Regions from separate parts of the Homo sapiens genome. Here region 2 is linked to region 1. A link is an interaction called in ENCODE POLR2A ChIA-PET data of the cell type or tissue named here. Cell type or tissue: Panc1. All regions are shown on one strand. Each heading gives the region's core, and the rest is flanking DNA. Links, peaks and the distances in the headings are about the cores only.

Region 1 (2,906 bases), core at 281-2,780:
CATCATAGGGCAAGCCCCAATCCCTGCCTCATTTTGGTTTATGGGCGCTGGACCCACAGCCCTACCCTACAGTCATTTGGAGACAAAAACAGATGCTATTGTTCTTCCTTAGAGAACGTGGCCAGTGGATCCGGCACACTGGGAATCAGAGTGAATGTCCTTGAAAGAGGCCATGGGTCAACAAGGCCAAGCCAGAGGATGCAGAACGCTTTTCCTTAGAAATCTTTGGGAGTGAAGCAGGCTTCAGACTCTCCCATCCCTGCCCCTGCAGCCACCCCTACCACATTGGTTTGGACCCAGTAGGTTGGGGCGGGGGCGGGGGCGGGGGCGGGGTGGGGGTGGAGGAAAAATCAGATTGCCCATGCCCCCCAGGCTCCTTCCCCAGCTGCTTCTGTCCTAGCCCAGGCCTGGTGCCATTCTTCCACTCACACTCGTGTGCAAACCCACACACACATCACACACCTTGATGCTCACAGTCACAGCCTGGCCTCTGCTCCTGTGGGCCAGTGGCCAGACACCCCCTGGGATGGCTCAAAGGAGTCAGGACTTGGAAGTGGGGACATCAGGGTAGCTGAAGGAAATCCACACACCCAGAACATCTCGGGGTTCAGACTCTCTGACCTGAGGTAGGCTCCCCAGGGGCTGGGAGAGGGGTTTGACGGAATGGAGGATGGAGGACAGCGGGAAGAAGAAACGAGGAGGAATGCAACGTGTGGGGCGGCCGCCAAGAGTGAAAATAGAGGGAAGCGCCATGCAAGTGCTGGAAAGAAGGGGGCAGGTGGGACGAGCCCCACAGCCCCCTCCACAAAAAGACCACTTCCGGGACTCAGTGCTCCTTTGGGGGCAGGCTCCGCCAGCTCTCCGCCACTCAGGGCTCCGGTCCCACGGTCGGAGTGCCCGGGACGGAGACGGCCAGTTCTGGCGGCCAGGTCCGACGCTCTAGAATCCAGCCCCATTTCCCTCCCGGCCACGCCCGTCCGGCGGCCTCTCCTGTCATATTCAGCCCCTACTCACCTGGGGACCCCGGGAGGGGCGCGAGGGCACCTGCAGGGGGAGGGCCTAAGGGGTCAGGGGAAGCCCCCGGTGTGGAGGGTACGACGGGCGCTTCCCCCAGGGTGGACGCAGCAGGCAGAGGCCCAGGAGCAGGGCTCCGCAACCCGGGCCGGGCTGGGGGCACGGCGGGGAGTCGGCACTGCGTCGTGGGGCTGGACTTGGGCGACCTGCGGGCGAAAGGGAGCCAGGAACAGAAAGAGGAGCGATGAGCGGCCCCGCCCACCCTAAGGCCCCGCCCCAGCCCAGTGCCAGCCACTCCCATGCATGCAAGCCCCTTCCTGAAGGCCCGAGGCGGTCACCGGAGCTTAAGCCCCGCCGCCAGCGGCGCCAACCTCCCAGATCCACCCCGCCCCGCAGCCCGCGCTCCACGGCAAGCCCCGCCCTCTCTAAGCTCCGCCTCTCGCTTCAAGTAGGCGCCACCCCGGGATGGGGGCGCGCCCTGCCTGGTCCGGCACTTCTTCCGCGGCCCAGGCTGGGGGGCTTTGGGGCCGTGGGGGCCGACCCTGGTACCTGCGTCCGACCGGGACGCTCTGCACCTGCAGCCAGGAGTCATCCACAGGACCCCGTGGGTGTGCTGACGATGGTCGTCTTGATGTCACCGATGATGCTGGGCGCCTCCCTCAGCACGTGGTGCATGCGCCGCATCTCGTTGCGCCCCTGTGCCTGCTCTGCCGACTCCCCCATCAGCGTGTTCTGTTCCCCACGCGAGTACAAGTTGGCCAGCAGCTCCGAGAAGATGAACTCCTTGGTCTGAGAGCGGGCAAAGAGGGAAGGAGACTGGGACCTGATTGATGCTTGTGCTGCCCTGGCCGCCATAGCTGCCCCGCCGGGCCCTGTTGGGACTGTGCGCTGGACTTGGAGCCGCGAGTATGGCTTTTCAGACGCGGCTTCTACACCGCTTAGACTCGAAGATCCGCCTCCCCACCGCCCTTTTCTCACTCAGATGAGGACACTGAGGTCCAGAGGAAAAGTCACCTGTCCAAGGTCACAGTTCTGGGAGGGGACTGAGGACCTATCATGCCACCAGGACACCTGTCTACTCAGTTTTTAATTTTTGGAGATAGGATCTCGCTTTGTCGCCAGGCTGGAGTACAGTGGGCGAGATCACTGCTCACTGAAGCCTCAACCTCCTGGGCTCAAAGTGATCCTCCAACGTCAGCCTGTGGAGCAGCTAGGACTACATGTACTTGCCACCACCAAGCCCAGCTATTTTTTAAAATTTTTGTGTTGAGATGAGGTCTCATTATGTTGCCCAGGCTGGTCTTGAACTCCTGGGCTCAAGCCGTCCTCCTACCTTGGCCTCCCAAAGTGCTGGGATTACAAGCATGAACCACTATAATCCCACATTATATTTCTATTGGACAACTCTGGTCTGGACTGTGCCTCCCTTCCTGAGGCTGGTCCCATAAGGCTGGTCTGCATCTCCCCTAGGCCAACATGGCCACCTGGGTCCCCTCTACCCCCATGAGGCGACGCATGCACGTTGTTGATCATGAGGTGGATGATGGTCTTGGGCATGAGGTCCTGCATGTTCTTGTTGACAATGGCCATGTACGAGTCCACCAGGTTCTGAATGGTCTCCACTTGCCACTCCAGCTGTGGTCCATGGAGAGCATGAAGCTGTCGGAGCCATTCCCCTCAGTCTTGCTGGCCTGTCATGAAGAACACAAGGGCATCAGGGTGGCCAGGCCATGTAGCCAGGCTCCAGGCATCCCCTGCAAGGGTACCTGGCACATTGATGCACAGAGAGAAGCAACTGGCCTAAACAGACACCCAGCTCTCCACATGCTCTAAAAGGTTTCAGGTCTCTGCCCATCCCTGTATCTCTTAGGACCCCAGACTCCCCTGATTCA
Region 2 (2,906 bases), core at 114-2,613, 130 kb after region 1:
AGGCATGCCTTCCTCTTATACTAATCTTCCTCAGCACAGACCCTTTACGGGTGTCAGGCTGGGGGACGGTCAGGTCTTTCCCTTCCCACGAGGCCATATTTCAGACTATCACATGGGGAGATACCTTAGACAATACCTGGCTTTCCTAGGCAGAGGTCCCTGCGGCCTTCCGCAGTGTTTGTGTCCCTGGGTACTTGAGATTAGGAAGTGGTGATGACTCTTAAGGAGCATGCTGCCTTCAAGCATTTGTTTAACAAAGCACATCTTGCACAGCCCTTAATCCATTTAACCCTGAGTTTGACACAGCACATGTTTCAGAGAGCATGGGGTTGGGGGTAAGGTCAAAGATTAACAGAATCTCAAGGCAGAAGAATTTTTCTTAGTACAGAACAAAATGGAGTCTCCTATGTCTACTTCTTTCTACACAGACACAGTAACAGGCTGATCTGTCTTGCTTTTCCCCATAATTATTGATAGGAAGGCCTTAAGCAGGGAATAGTGTGCTGAGGATATTGTTTGAGAAAGATAATGTTGAATTCTGTTTGGGATGTGCTGATTAATACTCAGAAAAAGAAATTTCGTGGATGGGAACATGACTGAGGTTGAAGGTATAGGAGGAAATACAGGCTAAAGGCATTTGTGAGAATTGTGAGGAAAACATGTAGGATGGAAGATCAGGGCTGAAAGGTGCACACAGGGAGAAGGGAGCTCAATGAAGTATGGAGTCATGGGCAGAGTTTGAGTGAGAACAGAACGTTATAGGGCTTGAAGAGATGGCATTCCAAAAAGGAGGCCGGGGAGGTGAAGGCTGCAGTGAGCCGAGATCTTGTCACTGTACTCCAGCCGGGGCAACGGAGCGAGACTCCATCTCAAAAAATAAAAAAATAAACCCAAAAAGGAGGCCTATTGAATGGATAGAAGGTAGTGATTAACCTGGTCTAGAAATCAGTGAATTAGCCTGCTTGGGGAAAAAAAAAAAGCCGAGATGCGTATAAACTACTCCTTTAGAGATTTTGGCAATTGAAGTAGAGAAATAAGGTAATTGCAAAAAGTTAGGATTTAAATTCTGCATAGATTTATATATGTGTAAGAACAGATAGTACGGGAAAGAAGGGAGCAGAATGATGTGAATAAAGATATTGGTCTAGGGGTATTCAAATTCTTTGTTTTCTTTTCCTTTTTTTTTTTTTTTTTTTTTGAGATAGAGTCTTGCTCTGTCACCCAGGCTGGAGTACAGTAGCATGATCATAGCTCACTGCAGCCTCAAACTCCTGGGCCCACATGATCTTCCTATCTCAGCCTCCTGAGGACCTGAGATAAAATTCTTTTTCTAACTTTTTTTCTAGTTATAAACGTCAATAGATGCTTACTACATAAAACTTGGAAATTAGGGGAAAGCATTAAATGCCTCCAGAGATAACTAAGATTAACTGAAATTAACATTTCAATGTAAGTTCTTCTGGTCTTTCTTTTTCTGTGCTTATTTCAGCGTAACTGAAATTCTTTCTATTCTTTTTTGTATTGTTTTTCATTTTAAAGTTTTTCGTTACAGGAGAAATTAGGCTATGTTAGTATTTCAGTGGCCTCTTAATATTTTGCTATTTTGCACATGCAGATTTTGTGTTTATTTTTGTGGCTGCAAGGTTGAAATAGGTATCCTTATGCCTAAATTAGTGTTTATAGTTTAAACTAGTTTCTTAGAATACAATTCTAGAAGTTGAGTTTCTGGAACAAACTAGGAACACTTAAGGTTCTTGACACCTGCTGCTAAACTGTTTTAAAGGTTCCTCTTAATAGGAGATTTAGAAGATGGCTTATTTGGTAATAGTTATGATTTTGTAAAGCTTTTAAATCTGCTTTACCCAGAGTCTAGATTTTAAATAAAATATAGGATATAAAAGGTGGGAGCCTCTTGAATGGAATGTGGGGGCTTTTTCTCTCTCCCTATAGGATAGTTACATTTTGTTTCTTGTTCCTCATTTGAGTCAAGAATAATTTAATGTTATTTTGGCATAAGAAACTGCTGAAGAAAAATAGGTTGAATAAGCTAACATTTTTCGTCTCTTTGTAGGATATAGAAGACTTAGATCACTATGAGATGAAGGAAGAAGAGCCTATTAGTGGGAAAAAGTCAGAGGATGAAGGAATTGAAAAAGAAAATTTGGCAATATTAGAGAAAATTAGGAAGACTCAAAGGCAAGACCATTTAAATGTAAGTGTGTGTAGATATCTAGAACCTGGACTTTTGTGGTTAAATAATTGTAGTTAATACCAGGCAATTCATTAACATGCCCATCTCAGCTGCCCTCTTCCTCCATTTCTGCCTTAGTGGTGGATTCAGTCATGTGTGTTTTAAAACAGGGTCTTGCTCTGTCGCCTAGGCTAGAGTGCAGTGGCACAATCATAGTTCAGTGTAGTAGCCTTGATCTCTCAGGCTCCAGTAATCCTGCTGCCTCAGCCTCCCAAGTAGCTTGGACTATAGGCACATGCCACCATGCCAGGCTAGTTTTTTTTATTTTTAGTAGAGATGAGGACTCTCTGTTGCCCAGGCTGGTCTTGAACACCTGAGTTCAAGTCATCCTCCCATCTTGGCCTCCGAAACTACTGGGATTACAGGCATGAGCCACCGTGCCTAGCCTTAGTCATATGTTTTGTTGCTGTAGATTACGTTTCTTATCTATAGATAGCCACTTTTTACCCTGTTCATCTGCTCTTCATATCCTGGAACCACCTGCTGATCCCTGTATTTGCCCCTTCCCGGCCTGTTTATGCTGTTTTCTCTGCTTACCTTCCTCTCATGGGATCTGTATATTCAAATTCATCCTCTCCGACAAAATACAATTCAAGTTCTTTCTCCTTCGTGAAGCTGACTTTGGTCTGTCCTGCTCTGACCCAACCAAAAGTAA

What was found. ChIA-PET counts read pairs that join two places held together with the same protein. Peaks named below come from ENCODE experiments on the same cell type or tissue, not always from the same donor. Only the 100,000 strongest peaks of a DNase experiment are listed, where the experiment ranks them.
Region 2: POLR2A ChIA-PET joins it to region 1 with 11 read pairs; 2 of 35 experiments call an interaction of 5 or more read pairs at or near these places.

The regions. Positions count from the first base shown.
Region 1 is chr15:75,737,373-75,740,278 of GRCh38, forward strand. It overlaps the pseudogene DNM1P35. Among named protein-coding and RNA genes, the nearest start is that of CIMAP1C, 15 kb to the left of the region's middle. RefSeq lists silencers at 965-1,224, 1,255-1,594 and an enhancer at 1,665-1,944. In Panc1, for the core only: no CTCF peak of the experiment used is centred there; no DNase peak of the experiment used is centred there; H3K4me3 peaks cover 1,694 bases; H3K27ac peaks cover 402 bases.
Region 2 is chr15:75,871,357-75,874,262 of GRCh38, forward strand. It overlaps UBE2Q2 (ubiquitin conjugating enzyme E2 Q2), which reads left to right. Exons shown (of 13, transcript NM_173469.4): 5 at 2,072-2,212. Among named protein-coding and RNA genes, the nearest start is that of UBE2Q2, 29 kb to the left of the region's middle. RefSeq lists an enhancer at 1-931. In Panc1, for the core only: no CTCF peak of the experiment used is centred there; no DNase peak of the experiment used is centred there.